2 separate regions of the Homo sapiens genome follow, and region 1 is linked to region 2. Evidence: chromatin contacts called from ENCODE Hi-C or POLR2A ChIA-PET data. All regions are on one chromosome and are shown on one strand. Each heading gives the region's core, a stretch centred on a gene start or an enhancer-like site at or near the end of the contact. The rest is flanking DNA. Distances are from core to core; before and after follow the strand shown.

Region 1 (5,650 bases), core at 435-2,934, 140 kb after region 2:
TCTGTGTCTCCCGCCTGACATCTGACGCCTTTGGTATCAGAGGGGTCAGAGGCTGGGGAAGCCAGGAGTCTGCTGATAAGGGTGTGCTCCCCACTCGGGGCTCTAAGGTCACAGCCCCCATCCACAGCTTGTGGGGGTCTCTGATAAGGTGGCGTTGGAGCACAGAGCTGAGGGAGAAGAGGGGGAGAACCGGGACATCAGGGTCTGGGCATGGCAGGGAGGAGGAGAATATGCAGAGTCCTGAGGCAGGAGCACGCTCATTAACGAAGTCCTGCCGGGACCTCTAGGTGCAAATTCACCTTGGCGGTGTCAAGGATGCTGCTGAGGAGGGGTCACCTGCCAAGGCCAGATGGCCGGTTTGTCAGGGGCTGGGGGAGGCAGCCAGGGCACCCCATCCACCCCGGCTACAGGATTTTGGCAGCGCCGGGCGAGAAGTCTGAGAATCGCCCTCCACAGCTTGGAGAGCTTGGTTGTTTTGAATATTTTCACTTAAAAGGATTCCCACCTGAAGGTTCTCTAGGAGACATGTGGGGACAGCCATCCTCATCCCTTGCACCCAACAGAGGGTCTGTCCTGGGACCCAGGCACTCCTGCAGTGTCTGTGGAGCAGCCCTTCTCAGAGGCGGTTTGCTTCCACCTGCCCATGATCAGGTCCAAGGAGCGGGGCCGGCGGCTCCCTGCACCTCCTCGCAGGTTGAGCAGCTGTTGGCAAAGGCCAACGTAGGGGCAGATGCCTGGGGTCCCGACCATGATCAGGAAGGGCAGCTCCGGGCCAAGGCTGCTCACAGGCCGGGAGGTGGGGAGTAGGGCGAGGTCAAGCACCAGAGGAAGGGGCTGGCAGGGGTGACCAGGAAGAGGAGGAGCAGGGACGTGGAGAGCCAGCGCATAGGAGCTCACAGCCCCTCTCATCTGCTCGAGAGCTTCCATCTGGGAAGAGCTGAGGCCCAAGGCCCACTGCTCTGTGGGAGCCCCACCCGGCCCTCCGTTGAGCCCATGGGTCAGGGCAAGGCTGCGCCCCAGAAGCATGAGCTGGCCCCAGCAGACCTGCTCTCCCTGCCACAGAGCCCCAGGAGCTGTCAGGGAGCTGGGCCCTCTCCCTGACCCTCATGTCCCCACCCTCCATGACCCAGCTCCCGAGAGCCGACCCTGCTGGGAGCCTCCTGGCTGGGCCACCCCTAGCAGGCCAGCCCAGGGCACTGCTCCTTCCTGTAATCCCACCCCACACACCAAGACCCACACCCAGGCAGGGGGATGAAATGGGCAGCATAACCGCGGGTGGCCTAGCCCACCACACTCACTTGAGACCCCTGAGCAGCCTGCGGCCACCCAGCCCCACCTCAGGGTCTGAGTCTCGGTGCATCTACGAAGTGGGTCTTTATGAGGCCTCTCTCACACTGCTATGAAGAAATACTCAACTGGGTAATGTATAAAGAAAAGAGGTTTGGTTGACTCACCGTTCCGCCTGGTTGGGAAAGCCCCAGGAAACTTACAATCATGGCGGAAGGCACCTCCTCACAGGGTGACAGGAGAAAGAATGAGCACAGAGCAAAAGGGGGAAAAGCCCTTATGAGACCATCAGATCACATGAGACTCATTCACTGTCTTGAGAACAGCATGGGGGAACCGCCCCCATGATCTCATCACCTCCACGAGGTCCCTCTGCCAACCAACACATGAGGATTACAATTCAGTTACAACTCAAGATGAGATCTGGGTGAGGACACAGAGCCAGACCATATCAGGGTCCATACTCGGGGTGGTGAGGGGCCCATGCCACATGCTGGGAGATCTCAGCCCTGCCGGGCACAAGCTCAACTAACAGGGTCATTGCCAAGTACTCACAGCCATCCTCAGAGCCACAGGCTGCCCCTGGGCCCAAGGTCCCGCTGCCACACAGAGACTATCCTTGACCTCACAGGTGCCCTCATCTCTGCTCACAAACCCTCTGGAGATGTCAACACAGGGCCAGGTGCAGGGCCAGTCTGCTGGGGTCACCTGGAGCCAAAGAGAAGACCCTGGTCCTGGAGCCTGCTGGGGGATCCCCACTACACAGCCAAGCCGCCTGAGATGCCGCCGTCACAGGCCAGCTGCTCAGAAAGCTGGGGCTTCGGGGCTTGCGTGGCATCCACGGCTCCCAACTCACGACAGTACACGCAGACACACGCTCACCCGCACACATGAACACCCACACTAGCAGTACACTCAGACACACACTCACCTGCACACACACTCACACTAGCAGTACACGCAGACACTCTCTCACTCGCACACACGAACACCCACACTAGCAGTACACGCAGACACACACTCACCCGCACACACAAATCCCAACCCACGACAGTACACGCAGACACACGCTCACCCGCACACACAAATCCCAACCCACACTAGCAGTACACACAGACACACGCTCACCCGCACACACGAACACCCACACTAGCAGTACACGCAGACACACACCTGCACACACAAACACCCACACTAGCAGTACACGCAGACACTCTCTCACTCGCACACACGAACACCCACACTAGCAGTACATGTAGACACACACTCACCCGCACACACAAATCCCAACCCACGACAGTACACGCAGACACACGCTCACCCGCACACATGAACACCCACACTAGCAGTACACGCAGACACCCGCTCACACACACACACGAACACCCACACTAGCAGTACACGCAGACACCCACTCACCTGCACACACGAATCCCAACCCACGACAGCAGAGGCAGACACCCTCTCACCTGCACACACAAACACCCACACTAGTGCAGGAGGCCAGGCCTGCACACACCCTCACACGTATGGACATATGTATGACACAAGTTCACAGACACCCTCACACCCACACATACACAGTAAGACATGCCTGCACACACCTTCACACGCATGGACACACACGCTGGCTCACACCCTCACACACATATACAGTAAGACACACAAATACACCCTCACACTCACACATATACACCCCTGCACACGCCCTCACACGCATGGACACACCTTCACATGCACAGACACGCTCACAGAGACACCCTCACAACTACACGTATACAGTAAGACATGCCTGCACACACCCGCACACGCACACAGGCTCACAGACACCCTCACACCCACACATACACAGTAAGACACGCCTGCACACACCCTCACACTCATGGACACACAGACACGCTGGCTCACACCCTCCCCCCGCCCTCCCGCACACCCACGTTGGACACGGCCTCGGACTCCCCCTGGTGGTGAAGCTCCGCACACACCGGGCGTTTTCTCCGGGGACCGACGGGCAGGGGCAGCCCTGGGCCCACGCTCTGGATTCTGACCGCCTGGGGGTTGGGGGACGGTGCGGCTGTGACCCTTCCTGTTCACTCTGAGCTTCACTTGAGTCTGAGCTCCTGACTCCCCCGGGCTCCGGCCCATCACACACACACAGCCGTTGCAGGAATAAGGCTTCTCCCACAGACGCTCAATCACATTGCTGAGTTACGAATGGAGACACCTAAATTTATTTTCCCAAGCACCTTGTGAATGGAGCTGCTGGGGCTCCGGGCTGGTCACGGCATCTGTCCAAAGTGGAGGGGGTGTGCTGGTGTCTTCTACGCCAAGGGGACAACTGTCCAGGTTAAGCGTCGGCCCACATCCCGATTTCGGTTCCTGGCCTGGCTCCCTGATGCGGGACAGAGCTGAGCACGCCCGTGCGGGGCTTACTGAACGCTCCTCTCTAGATCCCCGCACCTTTAACTTGGGGGAATCTATTGTGCACGATCAGTTCTTCCTGTTTCTTCTCTGTCTCTGCGTTTGAACGGGTATAACCCCAGGAAGATGAGACCTCCCTACGCCAGGTTCTCAGAGGCAGCTGCTGCTCAGTTTCTTTGACGTCCTTAAATAAATCTTTCTAAAGGAACCCACCATGGTGGCCACAAGAGGTGAAGCAGCATCACTCTTGACCTGCACAGCGACCGCAAAAATAAACCAGGACCTTCCTGCAGAGGCTCGCCCATCCCAGCCTGCGGCTCCTTGATCCCCAGGACCTGAGCTGGGCGTAGAAAAGCATTAGGGACCCATGGCCCCAAGAAGGCTTCCTGCTTGACAAGGCAGAGACGGAGAGAGGACTGGGATGTGTCCATTGCTCCCACATCGGGGGTCCCTGCCCCATGCCGAGACCAAGGACCCCCCTTCGTTCCTGCCCTGCCCTTCCCCAGGCAGGGGGATGGAATGGGCAGCATAACCGTGGGTGGCCTAGCCCACCACACTCACTTGAGACCCCTGAGCAGCTGCTCTCAGCTCTGGAAGCTGCTGGAAGACCCCAGCCCACCTTCCTGGCACCTTTGCTGCCATAAAGAGATGCCTTCCCTACCTGGAAACTGTTGGTGACTGACTTGTAATGACATCGCAGCTGTCTCTCTCCCTCCCTGTTTCCCCAGCCTCACTTCCCTAACTGCTCTCCTCTGCTGCCCGCTGCATGCCAAGCCCACCTCTCTCAGACTGTCAGGGTCTGGGGAGGGGTCAGCCAAGGTAGGTCCCAGCTGCCCCCACCCTCCAGCGGCCATCCCAATACTGACCCATCCCAACACCGACCCACCCCAACACCCACCCATCCCCAAAACTCACCCACCCATTGCCAACACGGACCAACCCCAACAACCACCCATCCCCAACACTTACCCACCCCAACACCCACCCACCCCAACACGGACCCACCCCAACACCCACCCATCCCAACACCCACCCACCCCAACACCCACCCACCCCAACACCCACCCATCCCAACACCCACCCACCCCAACACCCAACCATCCCAACACCGACCCACCCCAACACCCACCCACCCCAACATAGACCCATCCCAACACCCACTCAATGCAACACTCACCCATCCCCAACACCCACCCATCCCAACACCCACCCACCCCAACACCCATGCACCCCAACACCCACCCATCCCCACCACCCACCCATCCCAACACGGACCCGCCCATCCCCAGCACCCACCCATCCCAACACCCACCCACCCCAACACCCACCCACCCCAACACGCACCCATCCCCAACACGGACCCATCCCAACACCCACCCACCCCAACACCCACCCATCCCCAACACCCAACCATCCAAACACCCACCCATCCCCAACACGCACCCATCCCCAACACAGACCCATCCCAACACCCACCCACCCCAACACCCACCCATCCCAACACCCACCCATCCCCAACATGGACCCATCCCAACACCCACCCACCCCCACACCCACCCATCCCCAACACCCACCCATCCCAACACATACCCACCCCAACACCCACCCACCCCAACACTCTCCCATCCCCAACACCCAGCCATCCCAACACCCACCCACCCCAACACGGACCCACCCCAACAGCCACCCATCCCAACACCCACCCATCCCCAACACGGACCCACCCCAACACCCACCCACCCCAACACTCTCCCATCCCCAACACCCAGCCATCCCAACACCCACCCACCCCAACAAGGACCCACCCCAACAGCCACCCACCCCAACAGCCACCCACCCCAACACCCACCCATCCCCAACACTCTCCCATCCCCAACACCCAGCCATCCCAACACCCACCCACCCCAACACGGACCCATCCCAACAGCCACCCATCCCAACA
Region 2 (5,491 bases), core at 2,441-4,940:
GGCAGCTCAGAGGTCCGCCAGCAAAGGGGCTCAAACCTGACCCCCAATGTGTGGGAGAGACAAGACCCAGAAGGGCCCTCGGGGAGCTTGAGAGGCTGCAGGGAGCAGGTTCTGTCCAGATGAGGAACCTGCCTGGCACAGCTGGGCCACTCTCCTCCCAGGTGGCCTCCTAGGCCCATGGGTCCAAATCTCAGGTCCACAGCGCCTCCCGAAAGGCAGAGTCCAGTGGCAAATGCAAGGGCCCCAAGTGAGCCTGGGGCAGACTGGACGACACACGCCACCCAAAGCATCGCAAGCTCTCCCTGCGGCTTGGGCCAGAGGGGCAATGCCTCAGGTGCCCCCCAAGGCTTGCCAGATTAGAAAAACCACCAAGAAAAGGCAAGGTCCGTGGGCAGGAAGGGCCTGGCTGCGCGTGGGAGGGAGAGGAATCTGGGCTCTCTGGCACCCAAAAGCGACCCCAGCCACTGGTGCCAAGTCTCACCCTACGCTTGGGCTACGTGGGGAGCGGCTTCTGCAGAAGGCACGTGGTTTGAAAAAGCAGTCACCTTCCGCCAGAAATGTAGTCCCAGGGTCTAATTCTGTGTGATGCTGGTGGGAAGGAGGCTACTGAAAAGAACTGAAGGGTTGGAGACAGCCGGAGACCCCAGTGTCTGAGGACTGAGGGTGAGGCTGCGGGTGAGGATGAGGGTGAGGGTGCGGGTGTGGGTGGGTCCTCACCCGCACCCTCATCCTCACCCGCACCCTCACCCTCACCGTAGCCTGAAGGGCCAGCAGGGGCCAGAGAAGGCAGCAGGGTCCCCAGGACCAGGTTGTTCTTTGTAGTCCCAGTCTGCTTCCTCTGCAGAGGCCCACAGGAGGACACGCCCAGAGTCTGTTGTCCCAGCAGCAGGGCCAGTTTCCTCCTCACACCCCTGGCAGGGCCAAGGCTCAGAGTCACCCAGAACCTGTTAACCTAGCATGTGAGTTACTGGCACCTCCCTCCCTGTTCAAGGGGTGCAATCCCCACGTGCCCATTCCAACAAGTGGGCAAGACCCAGATCCTGCCTGAAGTCAGCTGACACTCAGCAAGCTCACTGGGGGGCCAGACAGTGGTCCATGTCCCAGAACGAAGGCAACAGCAAGGTCTGAGGACTGTCCCATGTCCTTGTCCAAAAGCCAACAGTGTGCACCTTGCCACTTGCAAATGAGGCAGTCATGTGGCTCGTGAGGGAACGTTTTGTGGCCTCTGTCCACAGCCCGCTTGAGGAAGCAGGAGGGCTGGCCTGGCGTGGCTCTCTCCCAGAGCTCCAAGGGCCCTGCTCCCTCCTGCCCCCAGCACCAGGCTGCACGTTGGCTTTTCTGTGGCTCATCTCTGACCACCTACAACCATCTGCTGGGGAGAGCACCAGGACCCAACACGTTCCAGTGGACGAGTCCAGGAAGCCAGGAATGTATATTGGCTCAGCAGTACCCACCCCAGAAATGGATTAACACTCATGGAGACATCCGGATCGAAGACCTTGTAGGCACAATACTAAGCTCGATGAGTTAACTTTTCATTCTACAATGGGCTGAGAAAAATTTTGCCATTTGGAAGTCAGACCGACCTGGAGCCAAAACTGCAATGGGGCTTGGTCAAGCCAAGGGGCCCATCAGAGCCCCGAGGAGAGCCGGCCTCTCTGGGCTTAGTCTAGCAAGGAGAGCATGTCCATCCACCTGGCCACCCTTCACCTGGCCCAGCCTGCCCTGCCTGCCACGTGCCCAGCCAGCTCTCCACCATGGGAGGGACTTGCCCAGCACCTGCTTTAGGGGCCACACCCAGTGAGCTACAGATTAGGTCACGGCCACTCGGGAGGGAAGCTCCCTCATGAAGAATTTTCCAGGCACCACCTGCTGACCTTGCCCAGCAGGAAGGCAGGACACAGCCTGCTGAGGGCGGTCAGGGCAGCCTGGCTGTGGTCAGCGTCCAGGTCTCACCGAGTGGCCGGCCTCTGCCCTGGCTCCCTCCAGCAGCACAGAGGGAAGTCGGGCTGTGTGGTCTCGGCCCGAGCAACATCCTACTGGTGTCCTGCGATCACTGACAACCCAGAACAGACACTCTGGCCCAGTAACCGCAGGCCCAGCTCTTGGGACGCTGTTCTGGGTCTCCGGCCTGACCCTGCAGTCGCCTTTTGCCTCTTTAAGAACAGAGTCGTAAAACAGGAGCCCAAGCCTGGATCAGACAAACCTGGAGTCAGACCTCTTCAGCACTTACAAGCTGTGTGGCCTAGAGTCAATCACTTAACCTCTTGGTGCCTCAGTTTACTCATCTATAAAGTGGGAGTGATAATGGCCACCTCGTGGGGTTGCTAGGGACTGAATGAGACGATGCTCAAAGCAGGGGTACCATGCCCGGCACATTCCAGCACTCAACACCTAACCCCTGCTGTCACTGTCCTTGTCATTATTACCAGATTCACAAGCGGAGCCGGCTAAGGCCAAGGAGCTGTCCTCTGAGATCCATTTGCTCCCGCTGCTGGGAATGAAAACGTCGCTGACACCGGGCTCTGCAGAGCCAGTTTCTGATTAGATGGAGGTAACCCAAGTTCCAAAAACCACAGCTGAGGAGCAGCAGCTGACAAGCTGGTTGCATGGATGTGGAAAACTACCGCGTTCCAGCCGCCTCCAGACAGAAACAGGACGCATAGCCAGGTCCCACGGCAGCTCCAAAGAGGGCCTTGCACGCCAAGCGGGGCACCCCCCAGCCTGAGGGTTCACCAACCACGCGGACCACGCGGAAACCTAGCTGGGCTTCTCTCTCCCCTCGGGGCGCCAGTGCGGGAGGCGGTTTCTCCCTTGGAAGTGGAAGTCAGATCTGCTTCCAGGTTCCCGGTCTAGGGCCGGTCTAGGGCAGCTAAGCCTGCCTGCTCCTTCCTTTCCATCCTCCCTGGTCAGGGGAGCCCAACAGCAACGCGAGGGCACCCGACCCTCTGCCTGCACCTGGAGGGCGCCCGGGTCCCCCCAAGCCACGGCCAGGACGTCGCGTGGTGGGGCAGGGAAAGGGGCGCCGCCGCTGCTGGAAACTAGCCCTGTGCGCTCCGCCCGCGCTCCCCTCCCGGAGATGTCTCGAGCGCCTCTGGCGCGAACAAAGCCCGGCCGCCCCCGAGAAACTTCCGTGCATGAAGGTTTCCTCCTTGACTCGGCAGCAGCGGCCGCCGCAGGTGGGTGACTCCGCAACTCTGGAGCTCCGCGGAGGCGCGTTCGTCCCCAGCTGGATCTGTGGGGCCTGCGCCTGCGCGCGCTCCGGGCCACCTGCCCAGGTCACCTGCCCCGGCCACTCCGACAGTCCCTGCCAGGGCCGCAGCCCCTGCTCACCCGCTTCCCCCCGGCACCCGCTGCAGCGTGGGGCCCCTTCGCCTCGGTCCTCCTGCGGGCGACTCGGGAGCTCCTACCTGCGCAGCCGGCGGCGGGAAGCGGCGAATTTGGCCTCCGATTCCGCTCGGTCCTGCCCTCCCCCGCGGAGAGGCTCGGGGCGCTCGGCCGGTGCCCAGGCCTCCCGCCCCCGCGCGCATCCCCCCGGCGCTCCAGCCCCTGCCCACGATGGCGGCACCTGCCGCGCTCCTACGCCAGCAGGTCGGGCCCTGTGCACCCGCGCCAGCTCCCCGCTCCCCGCGCACTCACCGTCCCCGTCTCGAGGGCCCGGCCGCCGCGCCGCGCAGCGCTCCACGCTCTGGCCTCCCCGGCAGCCACGCGCCGCTTCATTCATCCGCTGGGGCCGCCCCCGCCGCAGAGGGAGGGGCGGGGTTTCCTGCGCGGGGCCCGCCTCACCCCCCACGGCCAATGGCAGCGGCGACCGCCCCCTCCTCCCCCCCAGGGCACAGAGGCGGGAACGCGCGGCGGGGGACCAGGGCGTCTCTCTCCGGAGCGCTGCCGCCTCCTGGACTCCCCGCTCCAGCTCCAAGGACCGGCATCGCTGCCGCAGCCGGGAGGCCGAGAACGCGCGGTGGCGACGCCGCCCCAGGCCACGCGGCGAGGCGGTTCCGAACGGACTCGGGATTCGCTCCTGGGCGCTGTGGGGCCGAGTGGAGCCAAGCGGCCGTTTTTCAGCTCCGCCCTTCCGAAAGGCTGCCGCAGGGTCGGGGCCACGTGGGGCCCGCGGCAGAGGGGCTGGGGGAACGCCACGGGCGGCCCTGGTGAAGGTGCCCGCCGGTCTCGGCCTGACCCCCAGGCCCTGTTCTGGCACGCGCCCCACCTGCGCGCACAGTGAGACCGGCGCCCTAGCCTGGGAATCCGGGGAATCTCCAGCCCGTTGCCTTTTCCATAACCCCGTCTTCTTTTTCACACTAGCTCTGAGGGTGGAAGGCAGGGAGGTGCCAGCCACGTTCCCTTCCACAGAGGGAACTCCCTGTTGGAATTCCTACCCCGGCTTCCTGCCGTCTGTCCTGGAACACATTGCTCCAGGCCTCCGAGCCTCAGTTTCCTCGTTTGCAAAATGGGGGCGATAACAGAGCGTCCTCAAAGGGGATAAGACGGAAGAAGTTGGCTCATATCAGGGCTCATAATTGTTGCCAAGTATTAACAGGTAACCACAATCACACTCCACAAAGCTTCCCTTTTAGTGTCAGTGAAATTAATTTAAAAGAAGTTTCCGAAAGTCAAGTGTGTGTGTGTGAATCCTGAGATAAGTCAGGTAAGGGGGGAAATGACCACCTCACGGCCCCAGGCTGGTGAGGAAGTCCTAGCCACGGAGGCGGTGCTGCAGGACCTGGCCTGGTGGCATAGCGTGGCGGGCGGGTTCACCGTGGAGAGACGAAGGAGGTGCTGCGGCTTGTGAGAAAAGGCCCACAACCCCATGCAGTTATTTATGAAATGGTTTTCCTTCCTCCAGGGCTTGGGGCTCCTGCCCACTCGTATCAGGTCCCGGGACCCCCCCGGTGGTGTCCTCAGGGCTCCCGCCGTCCCAGGCCGCCCTCCACTTCTGGAAGCAGACACGAGGCCACGAGACCCACTGCTTTTGGGTATCTGCTTTCATTCCTGACACTGCCCTTTAAGAGAAAAAAGTACCCACATTGTTCCCAGATGGAGAGGGTCCCTCCCAGAGGGTGAGGCACTGCCACAGGGGCTCACGGCCCTGCCAGGAGTGGAAGGTGCACACCCAGAAGTATTTCTCCTGTGAAGGAAGGGGGCTGAGCTTCGCTGCAGACCTGGCCTCAGGTGTGGATGAGCTTCGCTGCAGACCTGGCCTCAGGTGCGGAGTCTGCGGGAGCAGCATTTCCAGGCAGACCTGACAGAAGGTGCCTTTGAGAGGTGGTGAGCTCCGTGTTACAGGAGGCTTGTGAGCACAGGTAGCCCATCTTCTGGTGATGATGCTGGAGAAGCAATTCAAATGTCAGAAGCAGGACTGGACTCTGTTTCCAAAACTCACGTCTGGATTCTACCCCCTGAAAACATTATTTACACAATGTTTTTCCTTTAAACAATTCACACATTTGATTAAAAGGGTAAGTTTATTTTTTAAAAAGTCAGTGTCAAT

The links. A loop is a pair of places that touch in the nucleus more often than their neighbours do. ChIA-PET counts read pairs that join two places held with the same protein, here RNA polymerase II (POLR2A). Pooled maps may share reads with other maps.
Region 1: a map with no recorded cell type shows a loop between it and region 2 (7-fold over the local background). The contact joins the enhancer-like site here to the promoter of SLCO4A1 in region 2. A Hi-C loop is called at or near these places in 6 of 37 single-sample maps with no recorded cell type and 13 of 50 pooled maps. POLR2A ChIA-PET finds 5 or more read pairs at or near these places in 3 of 52 experiments (Caco-2, K562 and activated B cell).

Annotation. Positions count from the first base shown.
Region 1 is chr20:62,497,950-62,503,599 of GRCh38, reverse strand. No RefSeq gene overlaps it. Among named protein-coding and RNA genes, the nearest start is that of GATA5, 25 kb to the right of the region's middle. RefSeq lists enhancers at 1,338-1,567, 3,033-3,533. Within about 2 kb of position 1,684, at least 5 of the 41 ENCODE cell types and tissues checked have a DNase peak (open chromatin) inside an H3K27ac peak, as active enhancers do.
Region 2 is chr20:62,640,702-62,646,192 of GRCh38, reverse strand. SLCO4A1 (solute carrier organic anion transporter family member 4A1) reads right to left here and starts at 3,690. Exons shown (of 12, transcript NM_016354.4): 1 at 3,640-3,690. It overlaps LOC124904949 (a long non-coding RNA gene), which reads left to right and starts at 3,856. Exons shown (of 2, transcript XR_007067711.1): 1 at 3,856-4,540; 2 at 4,847-5,491. RefSeq lists a silencer at 3,253-4,202.